Linked DNA regions of Mus musculus: regions 2 and 3 are each linked to region 1. A link is a loop called in an ENCODE intact Hi-C map of the cell type or tissue named here. Cell type or tissue: heart. All regions are shown on one strand. Region 1 overlaps P3h1 (prolyl 3-hydroxylase 1). Region 2 has its middle 8.5 kb from the start of Guca2b. Region 3 holds the start of Ppih (peptidyl prolyl isomerase H).

Region 1 (2,500 bases):
TCAGGAGTGCTGAAGGGGGTGGGCTTCGTGCCAGCTATGTGGCCGGAGGAGCTGAAACTCCAGTCAGGTGCGGGCTCTGAGGCCAGCCAGCCGAGCAGGAAGCCTGCGGCTGCCCTGCCAGAGCAGCGCTGACTGTTGCTCTCTGCCAGAAGAGGATTAGTGACAATCTAGATGTTGAAAGCCTTTAAAGCTGATGATGTGCTGCCATCCTGGGTGCTGTATCTGGGACATCCAGTTCCCATAGAAGGTAGGCAGTGAGGACCAAGATGCCCCTTCTATGGTAACAGCCCAAGGTACCTGGGTTATCTGGCCTGAGGCTACAGAGGAATTCCCATGTGGCATGTGCCACGGCACACTACCTAGAGGAGCTGCTACCAAGCTCAGCGTCCCAGGAAGAGTAGAAATATTTTCTCTCTTGGAACAAACCACTAAGTGAAAAAAACACAAATCATTTATTCTTTGGTTGTCTTTACAGACACTTAAATATATCACGCTGCTGACGGCAGCTGCCTACATAGGCCCCAGGGTGGTTCTGGGCCTGCATTCTGAGCCTACAGCCAAGCCCAGAGAAGAGTGTGTCCTGCTATGCCCACTCCAAGAACAGTAGCACCATGCAGAAGGCTGTGGACAGGATCCTCTGGCCGGGGGGCCAACAGAAGCGCCTCTCACTCTGCAGCCTTGAGGGGCCGGGAAGTCCAGGCTGAAGGACTGAGTCACCCTCATGAGTCCAAGGACACCCAACTGTGACCTAGCTGTTGTCATAGCTCATCCTTGTGCAGCGACCCTCTGTCTGACAGAGACTCTTCTCCAGGCTCTGGCGAGCCCTGCTGGTCAGGCAGGGGCTGTTCCTGGGGGAGGTCCACCTCTTCTGGGCTGAACAGCATCTTCACCAGGTCATCTGCCTGCACCCTGTCCTGCAAAGGCAAACTCTTCTCAGAGGGCCTCTGGAGAGGTCCCCTCACCCCCTTAGCTGCCGCTTCCAAGAGAACAATGGTAGTGTTACCACAGGGGCTCTGGGACTGCCTCCTTCCCAGCAGGCTTAAGCTCTGGTTGCTGGAGCAGGCCCAAGGCATGAACCAAGAACTCCACATCAAGCCCCACCCTCTTCCACTTCCACGTGAAAAGAAAGGCCCAGGGAGGGTGGGCGGGCAATGACTGCAGGGAGTGCCTGGGTGGGGAGTCTCAGGGAAACACAAGTGGCCCTCCCAACAGCCCTTACTCTCTCACTGTGCCGAGGATCCAGCGTGAACCACAGGGCGATGGCGCAGCGCTGCCCCCTGGTGACAGCCTTCACTCCATGTGGGTTCTCAGTGCCAGAAGAGAATCCCACAGCCCTTCCACACTGGGGCTGCACCTCTGCCTGTGGGCGGGGAGGGGAGATGGGGGAAAGCCTCAGAAGAGCAATGGATCATTAGGACAAAGACCCAAAGGACAGTCAGAGGAGAGCTATCATATCCCAAAGCCCCTGGCCCAGGGACAGGAAACAGGCTGGGGGTTGGTAGGGGTGGGCTGGGGTGGGGAGGAAGCCCAGTAAGTCATTCTTTCTACTGTCCTCTGGGGCCATCAGCCCCCAGGGATGAGGACAGGGGAGCACTCACCGTCACAGTCTTGGCATCTAGTTCTGTGAAGTAAAAGTTTCCTCCATCGAAGTCGCCATTGAGGTAAAGGATGGCGCTGGAAAGGCAGGCATCCAGACACGGCTTATTTCCTCTGTGTACTTTCAACTAGCAGCTGGAGACCTGAAGCGTCTCTGAAGCCATGAACAGCTGGCAGGGTCCCCCACCCCTCTTTGGAGACTCCACCACACCCTAGCTAGCATACCTTTGTGTCAAACCCAGCCATGCCCTCCTCCCCACTCCCTCCTAAGGACCTCCCTACCGTCTGTCTTCTTATGTGGGGTCTAGGGTGAAGAACGGGCTTCTGAGGACAGCTTGCCTCTCTGCCTGCGTGTGCACATGTGTGAGGGCAGGGAGGCAGAGTGCAGGGCACTGAGAAGCTTCCAAGGCAAGCCCAGAGCTGCGCAGTACCCGGGCACCACACTGCTGCATTCACCTGTAGTCCCGGAACGTGTAGGCTGGGGGCTCCTTGATACACATGAGGGCTTCGGCATTCAGGATGCAGTTATCCACGTGGACGGGGTGGCTACTGTCCTTCCTCTCAGCCTGTGACTCTGTGGCCAAGATAATCCACGTTAGAGTAGAGTATACAGGAAACACAGTGTGTCCCCAAATGTATGTGAAACTCTGGAACTGTCATGTCCTGGCTGGGAGGACTCTTTGGTTAAGCCACAGGTTAGAGATTAGGGCAAGTTTTGGGGGTGAACAGGATGCAGCTCACAGGTGTCAACAAGGCAGATCCTGGGCTGAGTGCCATCACCCTGGTGGAGCTAGAGACTTTCTGAAATAGGAAGGATCACAGAGGTCAGCAGTGAGGCTGGGGGTAGGGGGCATCCATTGATTCCATTCTCCAGCAGGCCTGCAGGAGGGGTGGGGCGGGTAAC
Region 2 (2,500 bases), 420 kb before region 1:
TGTAAGGCTCCAGCCCCAGACTTCAGTACCATGCCCCACCATCAGATCAGCCTTCCTCCAAAGCTACCTGCATAGAAGAGACCTCTGCTCTCACCTACTCTCCTCTACAGTTCAGCCCATATGGCTTCACCTGCATCTCCTACACACACACACAGACACACACACACACACAAACACACACACAACACACACAACACACACACTCACAACACAAACACACACAACACACACTCACAACACACTCACACACACACACAACACACACACACACAACACACACTCACAAACACACTAGTACACAAAGACTCCAACACACACATTCCCATGCACTACTCCCTCAGTATCCGCCCGCATTTGTGCTCACACTCATCCACACTCTCACACATGTAGCACACACACATCATTCCTACACAGGCATGGACACACACATGCTCCTATACAGGCATGCCCAGTACTCTCACATGCATGTTTGCACGTTCCCAAACAGGTTCCCACAAGGGTTTGGCAAAGTACATGCATCCTCACACGCAAATGCAAGCCGTCACACCCCATACCACAAGCATGCACAAACACGCACATTCACATACACACACGCCACATATACATATATACCACACATACATATACACCACACACAAAGACCACACACATACATACACATACACTACCATGCCACATGCACATATAAGCACACACACACACCATAATCACATCTGCCACCTATCACAGTAGAGGAAGCCAGAAACACAGAGAGTGGCTGAGTCAGAGGCCCTCACTGCCTCCCCAATACTGCAGTTCTCATTAGGAAAATCTGGGCTCTCAAGTCATCCCTTGCCTGCCCCAGACTCAATATCGGCATCAGGAGGCCAGTGCAGCCTCTGCCTTTTCAGTGGCCCAGCCCTGCTGACCTCAACATCTACCACCTAAAGGCACCAGCAGGGGCTTCCCCTAAAAGGGCTCACACATTTCTCTGACAGCACCTTAAAGGAGCACCACTAATGAAGGCTGCCCTATTGTGTGGGTAGGATGCCAAGGCAGAAATAGCTAACAGGGCAGTAACTCAAAGAGACGCCTCATTCGTTCTCCTGCAGTGTTCCGTGTTCATCACAAGGGGGCAGCCTTGACCCACTTCCCATGGTTGCCAATTATCCAACCCATCCTCCCCCCTACTAAAACGAAGGAAGACCTTGAACCTAGAGAGAATATAAATAAACCTGAAAGGTGTGTGTGTGTGTGTGTGTGTGTGTGTGTGTGTGTGTGTGTGTGTGTGTGTTATGTATGTGTGAACATGAGTGTATCTGTGTTTTTGTGTACGTGTGGTGTGTGGTACATATGTATGTGTGTGTGTATTTGTGTGTGTGTGTGTGTGTGTGTGTGGTATATATGTATGTGTGATGTGTGTGTGGTATGTATATGTGGAGTGTGTGTGTATTTATATTTGTAGTGTGTTTGTATTTGTGGGGTGTGTGTGTGTGTGGTGTATATGTATGTGTGGTGTGTGTGTGTGTTTGTATTTGTGGTGTGTGTGTGTGTGTGTGTGTGTGTGTGTGTGTGTGTTATGTATGTGTGAACGTGAGTGTGTCTGTGTTTTTGTGTACGTGTGGTGTGTGGTACATATGTATGTGTGTGTGTATTTGTGTGTGTGTGTGTGTGTGTGTGTGTGTGTGTGTGTGTGGTATGTATGTATGTGTGATGTGTGTGTGGTATGTATATGTGGAGTGTGTGTGTATTTGTATTTGTAGTGTGTTTGTATTTGTGGGGTGTGTGTGTGTGTGTGTGTGTGTGGTGTATATGTATGTGTGGTGTGTGTGTGTGTTTGTATTTGTGGTGTGTGTGTGTGTGTGTGTGTGTGTGTGTGTGTGTGTGTGTGTTAGGGCATTCTGTCAGAGGAAGACACAGATTAAATGAGGATCAGAGTAACTGTTAATGCTGGGGCCACAGTTTGCTTCTGGGTTTCCTGGCAGCCATGGCAAAAGTAAATCTATCTTTTAGGCCGCCTGCTCTCTGAGGGGCTGCTGGGAGGCCTGCCACAGTGGTCTCTACAGCTCCCTACAGGGTCTTTCAGGGCAGCACAGTTCGGGTGCTGCATCCACACACACACCCCGCCTAATTACCCTTTGATTTAAAGTGTCTAATAAACACTCTCTTTTTTTCTGCCAGATTTTTTTCCTAAGCGCATTCTAATCAGATGTTCATGTTGGCTGTCCTCAGAATCCATCTTCTAAGGTCACCAGTGACTTCATGTTCTCTAACCCAGGACTTCTTGGCCAGAACTTTTCTAGTGTCAACTACAACCTTTGTCCCAGCTGGTACATTCGCCTTCCTAAATTACATTCTTCTTCTGGATCAGCGAACCTTGTGCTCGGCTCCACCCACTCCTTCTCCCCAACCCCGCTGGTCCTTCTCCAGGGCTTTCAAAGCCAGGGACACAGAGCTCCACGCAGCAGATACACCCTGGTGACATTTCTATCTCTGCTCACATGTCTGACGGGTGTCTCAG
Region 3 (2,500 bases), 73 kb before region 1:
CAGCACTTGGGAGGCAGAGGTAGGCAGATTTCTGAGTTCGAGGACAGCCTGGTCTACAGAGTGAGTTCCAGGACAGCCAGGGCAATACAGAGAAACCCTGTCTCAAAAAACCAAAAGCAAAAACAAAACAAAACAAAAACCAAAAAACCTTAAAGGGTGTAACAACCAGGGCTGGAGAGATGGCTCAGTGGGTAAGAGCACTGACTGCTCTTCCGAAGGTCCTGAGATCAAATCCCAGCAACCACGCCCTCTTCTGGGGTGTCTGAAGACAAGTATAGTGTACTTACATATAAGTATCTTTGGGCCGGAGCAAGCATGAGAGAAGGAAAAGAGGGGGGGGGGGTAGCAACTGAATGCCCTCCAAAACAGAGGCAGAAGGGTACTTGGTAAAAGTGGTATAAGAGAAGCCAGCCTTTACTTCCTGGTCTTTGCTACCAGCAGTGGCAAACAGCATTTTAAATAGGCAAAGCCCCATACGATTTACTAGCCTAGAGACCCATCCCATGGGCAAACAACAATCCCTGAGACTGTTGTGCTTGCAGACAGGAACCTCGCATGGCTGTCCTGAGAGACTCCACCCAGGAGCTGACTCAGGGATGCAGAGACCACAGCCAAACATCCGATGGAGCTTGAGGACTCCTGAGGGCCTCCGAGGGGATTGGAACTCCACAGGAAAACCAAGAGTCAACTATGACCCTTGGGGCTCTCAGAGACTGAACCACCAACCAAAGAGCATAGACAGGCGGGACCTAGCCCCCTCCCACACACACACGGTCTTTCATGTGGGTCCCGAACAACTGGAGTAGGGGCTATCCCAAAAGCTGTTGCCCTGCTGTGGAATTCGTTTCTTCTGCTTGTCTGGACTCAGTGGGAGAGGATGAGGCCAGCCCTGCAGAGACTTGATGTGCTAAGGTGGAGGGAAAACCAGAGGGGGTCTCTACCCTCTCAGAGGAGAAGAGAAGGAGGGGGTGGGGAAACCGGGAGAGGCGGCAGCACTGGGGATGTAAATGTGAATTAAAAAATAAAAAATTTTACAATCATAAGAAAATAAATAAAATTACATTTCCAGCACCCGACTGAGCCAGGCTACAGTAACAAACCATTTTAAAATATGGAAGGTGACTCAGGGATCCTCGGCTCATGAGCTGTGACAGGGGACACCAAGTGTGACTGCTCAGGACATGCTGTCTGCAGAAGATTCATTTCTATTGCACTAATACAGTCATGCAAGTGGGGAGCCCACAGACTTTGACAAAGATGCCTGCGTTTCCTCCCCTCAGCTCCGACCAGCTCAGCCAAACAGTACCATTCCCAACAACCTCAGCGCGCGCCACACTTCCGGGGCGGGGCGCAATCGCGGTCCGTTTCCACTGCGTCTGCGCTCCGGATGAAGTTCGCGGGACCTGCCACCGGAAGCCGGGTTTCTACTTCCGGGTCAAAGCCATGGCGGTGGCAAATTCAAGTCCAGTCAATCCAGTGGTCTTCTTCGATGTCAGCATTGGCGGCCAGGTGAGGTGCGGGCGACCTAGCGGCCCGTGCGGGCTGGTTGGCCTCGGGTAAGGGAGGCAGCCCCTTATAGCCCTCCCGAGACCGGCTGGGCCAGGCGGCGGAGGGAGGTGGGAGCTTTCGAGCTTCGTGGACAGCGGTCGTGAGCTGAGTGTTGCGTCTCCCGTTTCTTCTGCAGGAAGTTGGTCGCATGAAAATCGAGCTCTTTGCAGACGTGGTGCCTAAGACGGCAGAGAACTTTAGGTAAGGATATGCTCCAAGTGAACCAGAGCTGAGCCCGAAGCCGGCCTCCAGTCGGTCTTTGCCATGTCTGCCTCTGTCCATCTATTCATTGCCTTGCAGCTCTGTGGTCTGGGTATTTCACTGGCCAAACAGCTACCGGCTGTGACTGATCCCATATCAACTTCTATCACTAGTCTACCTGCCCTGACATCCGCCCGATCAGTTAGTTGGCGGACATACTGGCCCCAGTGTTTGAACTCTCCTCTCCAGAGATTAGAGGTGCTTCAAGCAGTGATCGTACGAAGGCTAAATCGTTTGCTCTCTCTTTCCCTTTAGGCAATTCTGCACCGGAGAGTTCAGGTCAGTCTCAGATGTGTTTGATTTCTCTGCCTACTCCTGAAGGGGTGCCCTGGATGTTTGGTGAGGGTATTGGAGAACCATGAACAGGTCTTAAGTAATGGAAGATGATATGCAGAGAGAGGGTGACACCTTGAATGGGTTCTTTCTCTCTCTTTTTCCCCCTCCAGATCTTAGTGAGAGCCCTTTTAGCCTCTGGTGTAGCCTAAATGGGAAAGGCCCACCATTGTGTTTCCCCATTCCAAGTCTCTTCCTTCTTTGTTTACAGAAAAGATGGCGTTCCGATAGGATACAAAGGAAGCACCTTCCACAGGTAAGGGAGGTTTTTGGAAAACTGGAAATGCAGTCATTGCTTGGTATCTGTACAGGCAGTCCTGCACACCTGAGTTCAAACTCTGTGAGGCTTACGGCTGTT

Evidence for each region. Peaks named below come from ENCODE experiments on the same cell type or tissue, not always from the same donor. Only the 100,000 strongest peaks of a DNase experiment are listed, where the experiment ranks them.
Region 2: a loop joins it to region 1, with 8 times the contacts of the local background. A loop is called at or near these places in 21 of 42 quality-filtered maps.
Region 3: it touches region 1 in a loop (2.9-fold over the local background); 10 of 42 quality-filtered maps call a loop at or near these places.

Annotation. Positions count from the first base shown.
Region 1 is chr4:119,246,305-119,248,804 of GRCm38, reverse strand. P3h1 (prolyl 3-hydroxylase 1) reads right to left here. Exons shown (of 15, transcript NM_019783.2): 12 at 2,053-2,170; 13 at 1,599-1,674; 14 at 1,220-1,360; 15 at 1-914. The coding sequence ends at 759. Among named protein-coding and RNA genes, the nearest start is that of Cldn19, 7.9 kb to the left of the region's middle. In heart, CTCF peaks have their summits at 1,082 and 1,289 (motif pointing left); a DNase peak (open chromatin) is centred at 1,214.
Region 2 is chr4:119,666,197-119,668,696 of GRCm38, reverse strand. No RefSeq gene overlaps it. Among named protein-coding and RNA genes, the nearest start is that of Guca2b, 8.5 kb to the right of the region's middle. In heart, a CTCF peak has its summit at 1,101 (motif pointing right); a DNase peak (open chromatin) is centred at 2,416; H3K27ac peaks cover 718 bases.
Region 3 is chr4:119,319,418-119,321,917 of GRCm38, reverse strand. It overlaps Ppih (peptidyl prolyl isomerase H), which reads left to right and starts at 1,395. Exons shown (of 10, transcript NM_028677.4): 1 at 1,395-1,509; 2 at 1,685-1,749; 3 at 2,065-2,088; 4 at 2,354-2,398. The coding sequence starts at 1,444. In heart, a CTCF peak has its summit at 1,320; a DNase peak (open chromatin) is centred at 1,337; H3K4me3 peaks cover 2,104 bases; H3K27ac peaks cover 1,632 bases.